2 separate regions of the Mus musculus genome follow, and region 1 is linked to region 2. The links are chromatin loops, found by intact Hi-C in ENCODE. Cell type or tissue: left cerebral cortex. All regions are shown on one strand. Each heading gives the region's core, and the rest is flanking DNA. Links, peaks and the distances in the headings are about the cores only. Region 1 overlaps Spata17 (spermatogenesis associated 17). Region 2 has its middle 64 kb from the start of D1Pas1.

What was found. A loop is a pair of places that touch in the nucleus more often than their neighbours do. Peaks named below come from ENCODE experiments on the same cell type or tissue, not always from the same donor. Only the 100,000 strongest peaks of a DNase experiment are listed, where the experiment ranks them.
Region 1: it touches region 2 in a loop (4-fold over the local background); 3 of 42 quality-filtered maps call a loop at or near these places.

The regions. Positions count from the first base shown.
Region 1 is chr1:187,116,699-187,122,078 of GRCm38, forward strand. Spata17 (spermatogenesis associated 17) reads right to left here. Exons shown (of 10, transcript NM_028848.3): 7 at 565-771. It overlaps Gm15509 (predicted gene 15509), which reads right to left. Exons shown (of 3, transcript NR_151534.1): 2 at 5,268-5,362; 3 at 4,171-4,352. Among named protein-coding and RNA genes, the nearest start is that of Gm15509, 5.0 kb to the right of the region's middle. In left cerebral cortex, for the core only: no CTCF peak of the experiment used is centred there; a DNase peak (open chromatin) is centred at 2,811; H3K27ac peaks cover 310 bases.
Region 2 is chr1:187,028,870-187,034,249 of GRCm38, forward strand. It overlaps a transcript of Spata17 not described here. Among named protein-coding and RNA genes, the nearest start is that of D1Pas1, 64 kb to the left of the region's middle. In left cerebral cortex, for the core only: a CTCF peak has its summit at 3,081 (motif pointing right); DNase peaks (open chromatin) are centred at 180 and 3,100; H3K27ac peaks cover 805 bases.

The sequences.
Region 1 (5,380 bases), core at 211-5,210, 88 kb after region 2:
GAAAAAAAAACTACTCTAAAAAACAAAGCATTGTTAATCATAAAACCATGGCAAGAGTAAAAAGGCCTCCCACGGGATGGGAGAAGATACTTGTATGCTGTTTCACTTCCTAGTGTATAGTCAAAAACTTGCTAGTGTGCTCAGCAGGTTCTTTTTAATGTAGCTAACATAAAAGTGATCATATCTTTTGAGTCATGATTGGGTAAACAGTTGGGTATATATATATGTATATATATACCCATATATATGATAAATTAAAAAGGAATACCATTCTGACATAATCTAACTGACCTTAGGGACACTGTGATAAGTGAAACAGGCCATGATGGGATGTTGGAAAAGACATCTAGAGCTTTGAAGAGGCTGAGGTGGCCAAGGGCCAAGACAGAGTTTGTACATGGAGGCAGCCAGTAGTGTTCAACCAACAGCATTAACTACCCTGGTGCTACAAAAATGGACAGTGCACGGGTGTCTTGGGTGACGTTAACAAATGTCACCACAGTTGGAGTTGAGGACAGTGAGGATAGAAAACCAATGACAGATTCACACAGGGCTGCTTGGTACCTGGCACCGCTTCCTGCTGATAGGTGGCAGACTCTCCGACTGCGGGAAGGAGTGGACACTGGTGCATGCCAGCCAGTTACTAGGGCTTTGGGAGGTCTTGCCCTTTTCTGCAGTGTACTTCTGGTGACCCAAAGGCTTTGCCTTCTGCAACCGCAGTTCCCATGGGTCAGGATGTTCTCGGAAAGGTGAATTGTATATACCTGAAATCTAAAGAACATTTTTAAAATTTACATATGAAATTAAATTTTATCCATTTGAGGGAGAAGTATTTTAAACTAGAATTTTGGTGCTTAATACCAGAGATGAACTTAGAAAACGTTTTATCCAGTTTAGACCAAAAATCTTAGCAACTTTCAGGACTGCAGAGTAAATTTGTTTTTGAAAACTCAGTCAGAAAATTTTTTTTTTTTTTTTTTTTTTGAGATAGGGTTTCTCTGTGTAGCCCTGGCTGTCCTGGAACTCACTTTGTAGGATCAGGCTGGCCTAGAACTCAGAAATCCGCCTGCCTCTGCCTCCCAAGTGCTGGGATTAAAGGCGTGCGCCACCACGCCCGGCTCAGAAATTTTATTTGAGAAAAAATAATAGAGACCTTTAGTCACCCAATTGTATTCCTGATAGATATGTGTTTTAAACTGTGTGAGGAAGCCATACAGTTAAGATTTAACTAATTGAAGCCATTCCTTCATTTACAAAAAGGCAAGTGGGCAATGTTTGAACAAATTTAGGGTATTAATTATGTATGCAATAAATACTTATTTGAATTGCTGATCATTATACACCCAACGGGCATTTTTTTTTCCAACAAAATGTTTTTATTGACGCTTTGGGAAATTGACATAGAGCCCATCACATTCAGTTCCCAGTCCTTCAAAGTCTGCCCTCAGCAGCCTTGTGACCTCCCAACAAAATGAAATAAAATAAAATAAATAAACAAGTCCAATCTGTGTTATTTATATACTCGCTGCAGCCAAGTCAAACTCTCAGTGCCCTGCCCCTTAAGAGGAACAGGGTCCTTTCCGTCCTGTGCCTTGGCCAGAAGCCATCATTGTGGAGAGCTATGCTCTTATCATCCCTATCGCACTTTTAAGAGTTCTCTCTGCTGGTTTCCTGTTCAGGCTGTTGCTTTGGGAGGTGGTGGTGGGGGTCGTCACAGAAGCCTCTCATGTCCCTCTTTCCCAACTGTGCGTCTGTAGTCATCAATACCACTGCTAAAGTAGCTTCCTTGCTCCTTACAGTTAGCGGGAGCATGGCGTACGGGTTTCCGCGTGGTTTCTGACGACAGTACAAACCACTAGGACGGCCGCCTTTTGCAGTAGGAAAATAGATGCAAGGTCCTCCGAGGGCCTCAGGTGGCTGCACAGGCTTCACATCAGCATGGGCCGTGGAAACCAGTGAGCCCCAGGCAGCTGTATGGGCCACTTACTTCAGCATGGTCCCCGAGGCAGCAAGGACCACAGCATCAAGAACGATGGACATCCGCATGGCCTTGGGTGGTACACGGACCACAAACATCAACATGGCCCTCTGCTGCATCAGGGCCATGGACCCCCCACGTGCCCCTCAGCAACTGCGTAGAACACAGACATCAGCATGGCCTCAGGTGGCAGGACATGCTATTCACGTCAACATGGAGTCCCGAGGCAGCAAAGTCAAAAGCCATCACCACGGCTTCAGTCAGTGGTACAGTCTACATGGGTCTCTGGTTTTATTGCGGCCTGGAGCAGCTGCCTGGATCACAAACACTAGCATGGCTTCTTATGCTATCATAGGCCATGGTAGAGGAGGTCCAATCTAGAAAGTGAACCATTTCTATCTTGGGAATCCATCATTGCCCAGAGTCAGGGTGGTACTGCAGCCTGGTAGTGTGTTGGGGGCTGAGCCTGGGTCTGCATAAGCTTTGGGCTGCTGCACACCACCCAGCTGATCCCACTGGGCAAGGACATGTCCCCAGCCACCCTCAGCTCTCTCTAGTACCTGTCTTCAGTTACCCTGTATGCACAGCACAGGATCAGCTCCTTGGAGTGGCACCCAACCCATACAAGGGGGAGGAGGGGCAGCACGGCCTGGCTGGCTTCTGTCTCCCTCCCCATGTGAACAAATGGTATCAATTTTAGGTCCTGTACTTGGCTAACCACTCTGATCTCATACCCATATGGAATACTGTTTATCACTCCAAGTCTGCACACGTAATGTCACATCAGGTGCCCTGCTTCTGCAGCGTCATGTTCCCCTCCACACTCTGTGGCTGACTCTGTCACACATGGCATCAGAATAGTAGAGCCTTAGCACACGGCATCTGCCTTGCTATATGGGTTCCACAGATGCGTGGGTGAGGAACCGAGAAATCCAAGTGTAGCAGATGTCCATGTTCTATAAACCTCATGTTACTGGAGTCACAGACTGAAGAGTACCCTACTTTGATATAACTGTATTTGGTGATATTTGATCTCCAGAGATTCATAATCAAAATACATGTGCATATCTATACATGCACATGTATAAATATCCTTCATGTAGGGGAAAGTGAAAATTTCCAGGATGAAATGATTTGTGGCTCTGTAGACACTGAACTATATAAAGAACATATTAAACATTTCTGTTATTTCCAAAAGAAATAGATTTTTCTTTTATGCTGTAATTAACCCATAAACATTCCTGATTGCACATTATCTCAGGGTCCTGGTAATATTAGCCAGGACAAGTATCTTGGAAAAACTGTCCAAAAAGACTGGAGAGATGGTTCGATGGTTCTCTACCAGTGAACCCCAGTTCAATTCCCAGTGCCTACATGGTAGCTGACAGTTGTCTGTAACTCCTGCTCCTGGGGGTCTGACACCCACACACAGGCATACATGCAGGCAAAACATCAATTCAATGCACATAAAACAAATATTTGTTTTAAAAAAGGAAAAGAAAAATTGTCCAAGAAAAGCTTAACATTTCAAGCCAACCCTTTAGCTGGAGGTGATTCCTATCTTGCGCCCACCACAGCCTTGTCCCCAGTTCGTCCTTGGAGAAGAACTTATTCACTTGGAGGTGCCACTTTCTTCTGCCACTATCCATCATAGATAATTACATTCAATTTCACAGTTATCCACAGCAACCAAATGGAGAACAAAGTCATGTTGGGTATGTTGGCAACCTCGGGATACAAGATAGACAGCAGGCACTCCATACATGAATCTAAACACTCAACTGAGGCAGCATCACACCACTCAGAAGGGCACAGCCCACACTGCTGCTTTACCAAGCTGTCCAAAGCCGCGAAGGCGCATGAGCACAGACTTGAGACCAAAGGACTGGTACACATGACCCCTTTGGTCTCACATGTTGTTTTCATTTCCTTTCTAAGACGATGCTAAGGCCTACTTGAGTTAAATTTAACCTTTTCTACTTTCCATTAAGGACTAAAATTTATTTTAATATAAAATAAAGTTAACACAGACACACTTTATGCCTAAAACTATTTTCAAATTCGTTCTTCTTTGATATCTATTCCTTAATATGAGTGATACTATTTTTAGAATGACTAAAACATTCTAAAGGAACACACTTTTGCTATTCTAGAAACACAAAGTAGATAGACACATGAATAAGGCAAAGGGCAGCCGAGCAACACAGACGTGTGTTTATCTGTAATGGCTTTAGTGGCCACTCAGTCTGGGGTAAGTCTTCAGACGGTTCTTAGGGCGCGTTTCTAGGTCAAAAATGTACTGAGGATGAGAAGGAACAACCAATGTTCGATTAAAAGGATGATCTTGACAAAAAATACCTACATCATATGCTCTCTGCAAAAGATACAAGAGAAGAAATACCATTTAGATTAGTGAGTGAGAGTCTAATTGGAGATCTGTTAATTTATTGCTTAAACTTCCACCACCTTATAGATGAAGTTGTGAGATTCATACAACTTAGTTAAAGGTTGTAATTTACCATTGAAAATCTCCATTGGCCTGAATAACTGCTGGCATCTGTATTAACTTTGCCTATTAGGAATCCTGATCTCCTCCTGCATCTGCACGCTCGTGTATATATAGGCAAGATGGGAGATGCAAATAGACTGAGAGACATGATAGCTTTCTTAAATTATACTTTGCAACTATATAGAGACCTCCTCATGTGTATTCTCTTTGCAATTTAAATCAAATATAGATAGAAAATACATTTTAATTGAATTTCAAATGTATCATTTAAAATCTTCAAGGTGTCAGAATTTTAGGAATTAATATATTAGCTAACTTACCTCAGTAAAAGCAGTTTGCCCCCTGATTCTTCACAGCAAGCGAGTACCCTACTTATTGCTAGAGTAGCCATTTAGTTATTGTTTCTTTAAGAAAAACTTATAAATGTGTGTTTGTCCCGACTGCCACATTCCACGATCTACCTGGCTAAGAAGAATGTTTTGCTGTGAGTCACAAAAGCCCCAGCCACCCCACCCCCAGGTTCTGTGGCACAGTTTCTCCTTTCCCCATTTTTCACAGCCTGGAAAGGCCACTGCCATGCTAGCTTTGGGGACTTCATTTTCAGCAATAATTTCCTAGAGTGACCAACACTATGGGGAAATCTGTGCTAACTGTTTGAAAAAGGAGAAAGAAAAAGAAAAAGCCTACACCTGAGCTATTTGCAGTACTGTCATGCTAACATTCAACTCAATAAGACCCAGAGCTCCCAGGGGGAGACTCTGCTAATAGCTTCCTACTGACCTCCTTGCAGCAGGCTGGGCTGCTGACTGGTGGCCCAGTGGTGAAGACCGCAAATGGGGTGTGAAAGCTGATTTTTTTAAAGGCTATGGTTCTGACTGGTCACAAAAGAAAAA
Region 2 (5,380 bases), core at 137-5,136:
CATGACCCATGGGAAAGTGTGTCTCCTCTTAGCTCGGGCTTCATCAGGCTTCCGGCTCTCAGGGTAGCTGGCTGGCTTTTCTGAGTAGAGCGCCTCTTCCTCTGGAGGCGTGTGACTTTCAGATTTATTTTCTGTAGCAGATGCTTTCTTCTATAGAGTGCTGGAGCTCATAACTCTAACACATAAGTGTGTCTCTGTACTCCAGCAACTCATCTCAAATACCAGCAGCAGCCTATTCCAAAAATAATCCTACTGCGCAGAAGTCTAACCTGGGATGCAGTGTGGCATAAACCTCCATCTTCTGCTCTAGAGCTGCTGAGTGAACTGCGGGTCCTGCCTAGCTTCTCAGGTAGGGCTAAAAAGAGAAACAGGGCTTTGCTGCCCAGATTGAGGGATGGCTTCTATGCATTTTTTCATTTCTTTCTTCTATTTAAGATAAAAAGAGTTCATAGCCCTTGGCAGTTGTTTCAGGCTTTCAAGTTCTTAGTTAGCAAATTGTCCTTAAGTTGAACCTGGATTCTTCTTGATGTAACAGAAGCACATCCTCTCCCACAGCCCCTGCTTCTTATTTTACACAGCTGCTAAACTCTACTTATCTAGCAGCAATTAGCCTGAACTAATTTTCACAATCTCCTGAGAGGCACCCATTTTCCTTAGATTTGGGTAGGTTTCTAAGGAGGATGGAAGGGACAGAAGCGGCTGGGAGTATGGCTTAAAAAACACCATTTGTCCCTTCAAGCTGAATACGAAGATAAAAAGAACTATTACCTGATAGAAGAAATATACAAAAAATGTGTCCTTTCTTTAGATTCTGCTGTTTCCTTAACTATCGTTGAATTGAAATTGCCTTTACAGCCTACTCAACGTCTGTGTTGCTTAATTAAAAATTGCAATCACTGCAGCGTGACTTTAAAACTTGGCATTATCTTGGTCCATCTTGACTTCACTGTGACTTATACATGGAAACAGCCACGCAATGTTAAAATGTCACCTGTGGTGAGGACCATAGGCCTGGCCAGACCGCCACAGAGTCTGTGCTGAAAACTCCATTATAATAAATCACCTTCATCTCTAGTGGAGCTGAAAACTTGGGCCAGGCTCCTGGGCCGTCACCAATCTACCTACCTGTGAACCACAATGACCAGCATGACATGGTATCAATAAGGTGCAATAGTGGCACTTGGATCTTGATGGTAGCCAACAGCTGTCTGGTTGGACTTATGGCCGCCTTTCCTCGGGGGAAAATCATGCCTACCTAGTACTGTAAACCTGACCCTACTACCCACGGTTAGTCGTGAGATCATGGATCTTAGATGAGAAGCTACTGCCCCCACTAGTAGATCAGCACAATTCCTAACTGCATTCTACACGCTTAATCTTATACCCACAAACAAAGGTCGCTCTTACCACTCATAAGAAAATATAAAAACAAACAAACAATCAAAACAAAACAAGACCTTCTCTTTGCAACATGGAAACCATCCCTGAAAACCACACTGGTCAAACTATAGAGAATAACTGCCTGTGGGGGTGCAAGACCCAACAATACATCTGCAACACAACTCCTGCACCTAGGGCTCAGGGAATATTGTGAAGGGGGGGGGGGTGATTGTAAGGTACCACAGGCATGCGCACGCAGGAGTGGTGGAGGGCTGTCAAGGGGCTACTCTAGTAACGAGGCAGTGGTAGGTTCTCTGTCTTTCTATGTGGCTGGTCTCAATCTGGACCTTTCAGCTTTAATGACTAGGAAAACATTACAGCTTTGCTGAGTCTTGTCAACCCTTCTAACAAACTGCTGACCATGTAGGTAGTCTTAGGGACCCAGAGACACAAATGACGTTTCTGGGTTTACAGCCACTCAGTGGGAGATTTGTCACTACTCCACACAGATAATAAGCAGTTATGTGTTGACTGGTTTGTGCAAATAGGCCTGTTTTCCAAAGTTGCTGGGCACTATATATGACAGATGGACCATGAAATGAATAGAATAAAGAACTCTTGAACTTTAATACCAAATAGAACATGCTTCCCTATATACAAAGCATTTGTGTCAATGAAACAGATTTTCATACACCTAACTTTCCCAAATATAATGTGACATTTTGAAACCACAGTCTTCATCTTTCAGAGTGACGTTTCAACTATCCTCCACATCACAGCATCTTTGAGAAACACGGCTACCCTTGGGGCAAAGAAGATAAAGGCAGTTGATTATGCTCTTCTGAGACTCGGTCCCTCTCCAGGAGGTCAGCTGGGGCAAGCATAACGCTACCCATGTGTCCTGCTTCTTCTAACTCCGTAGTGTTTAGAGTTATCTGCAAGGAGAAGGGAGCTGCAAGCAGCATAGAGTCAGTCTCATTCAGAGACAGGAAGGCGTGGGGATTTGAATGAGGAGAGATAGGTAGATTCACCAGCAGAAAATATCACGTGACCCATCAGATGTTAAATATTTCCGGAGGTGGAGCAAGTCAAGTGTACATGCCTGAGAGAATTGCAGAGAATTAAATTCAACTGAGTTACATTGACTGCCTTTCTCGTTACTATGAATAAATACCGGACAAACAAGCAACGTGAAGGAGAAGGGGCTTATTCAGGCTCGTGCTACAGTTCACAGTGGCAGAACCAGGAGCCCGACGGGGCTGCTCACACCACAGCCATGCTCAGGATGAGTGCTCACACCTCCACTGGCTTTTCCTTCGGATTCAGCATAGCACTGCAGCGCATGGGTTGGGACTGCCTATATTCAGGGTGGATTGTCACTCAGTTAAACCTCTCTGGGATTACCTTCAAGGACACATCCCAAGTTATGTCTCCTAGGTGACTCCGAATCCAGTTCTGAGTCCAGTTGCTAATGAAGATTAACCACCACACAAGTGTGCAGGCTACATGAAAATGTTCTGCCAGTCACCAGTTTATCTGGTCTTCTCTGTTTGAGCTCCAACTTCCCTTCAAGACCTGTTATCTGGGGTCAACGCTTTAAGTCCCCTTTGCATTTGCCCCATTGCTTCCTGGGGTCAAAGCTTTAATTAAAAGCATTTGCTTCATTGTCAGCAGTCATGGTTTTAATTCTGGTCACTAGAGGGCAGTAGAGAGACACCACGGAGAGCATGGGCACTTCCTGGGCTCAAGCGTGTGCCCGGGCAGGCTCTTAAAGCACAACCACAGCCAGTTTTCTCTATGTTCCTCTACATTCCCGTGATGCAGAGTGTCTGTGCTAGGACTCCATTCATGCATGGCTTCTCCTAGGACATGGCGTTACAGCAGATTCTGACAATGCAGCATCACCCAGTGAGCCAGGGCATGCTCTCTGGTTCTCCTATGAGTTGGGAAGTCTTCCTCAGATGTTCTACCTGAGTGCTGTTCCTTCTGCCTGCTGCTCTGGTGTTCTGCCCCTCTAGACTTACTGGCCAGTCTCAGTACACCAATTTTATTTATACTTCCGTATTTGAATTGGTGTGGGGTGTGTCTCGCTTGTGGTCTGGCATCTTTGAGCCCTTGCAAAAATAATTTACCAGTGAATTAGAACTCCAAGTGTTACCTTTGTTCTCTCTCATGAAAAGTAAAGCTTCATGTAACCAAGATTTTTCTTTCTCTTTACCCAAGTCTAGGTAGGACCTAGAAAAATTCCTTCTCTGTCTTTGGAGGCTTGCTGAAATGAACCTACAGCAGACACAATAACAAAGAAAGATAGAAAAGTCAATGTGTCCAGGATACCACCTGAACACATCCAGACCCTGGAAGACTCAGAGTTTTACACAACTTCCTGATAGTGGCTTGGCAAAGGGGAAACAGATGATTGTAAGAGGGAGGGGAATGGGCCCAAAGATTAATGGTTTCTAATTTTCTCTGGAAATCGAATGGACCAAAGGACAGAAGACGGCTGGGACAAAGTCTGTCTGGGGTGAGGCCAGCCTTTAGTCTTCCTTGCTGATAGGATTTGGTCTTTCCCCATCAGTGGAACCTCAGGGTGGGATCAAAGTTAACTGTTCTGTGGATCCAGTTTTCAGGTAGATGAGAGAGTTCAGAGGAAAGTCCCCTCCTGTCTCAGAAGGAGAACTGGGAGGAGGCTGGGGAGGCTTTGATTCCCAGGCCTTTCAGTTTTCCCTGCCTCAAAGAACTGGGCATGTCAAAGCTGAGCCTGACACCCACTGCGTAGAATGCTAAGTCCGATGATGGAGCAGATTCATCGGAAGCTTTACTACAGCGTTTTGTTCCAAAGCTCCTCAGGCCCATGGCTTTCCAGAGCAAAAACACCAAAGCCAAGGGCTTGAGTGGGCAAGCGTGTTTGGAGAGTGCGACGTGAGAAAGCACAGAGCAGCTTTGGGAAGTGAGCTCTTCCCTCCTTTGCCCGTGCAGTCACTCTCATCTCACCAGATGGGATGAGGCCTCTGGGAGGACTTCTCATTGTCCTCTTCTGGAGAGAGTGGCACCCAGCTGTGTTGAGGAACTCTGGGATAGGATTCCGGAGTCTACATCCAACATCTCCAAGTCCAATCATAACAGGAAGATTCGTGATGTGAAAGCCACCTTCCTCAGCATTAGCAGTGATGGTCCAAAAACAGAACGAGCAAATGAGTCCCACCACAGTTCCCTAAACTGGAGGTGGCTGGGGCTAGTCTCAGACTCATGATCTCCCTGCCTTGACTTTCCAAGTGCTGAGATTATAGGCATGTGTATCCACATGCATCCCAAGACATTCCCTTCGAGCTTTAGCAGGAGAGACTCTCCAGAATTTCTTCCAGTTCTAGCAACACTAACACTATCTCCAGATTTATTCAGTAAAGTAAAATTAGATGACAAAAGTCAAGTAGACATTGGGGACAAGACCTAGAAGAAGTGAGAAAAGTTGAATTGTTGCCCAGGATTCTGTCTCAGAGTAAATGATGTTTTTGGACTATTTCACAGTCTTGGAGACCTGATACACTATATCCTTTTGTAATGTTTTTAATTATGTGTAAGTCCCAGTGGTAACACATTGGCAAATGCACATGATTATGAGTGCCCATGGAAGTCAGAGGTGTGGGATTCCCTGGTGCTAGACTTAGACGTCACTGTGGGCTGCCCAGTGAGGGGCCCTTTGCAAGAGAAGTGTGAGCTCTTAACCACTGGGTCCTCTCCCAGCCCCATCATCCACTCCTAAAAGTTATAGATCTACAGTCAGACTTAGATTTCTAGAAGACCGCTGCAAATCGGGAGCAAGTAATGGTTATCTGGTCATTTACTTTAAAATGCATTCTTGTTTAAGCTTTTTCCTTCCCTGAGAGTACTAAACAGAAATGTGTGGCTAATGCTCAGAGCAGTTCCACTGTCAGCCTTCCATGATGCTGCCTCTGCTTACCCTCTCTGATCAGTCATCCCAGAGGGGTGCTCCAGCCTCTGA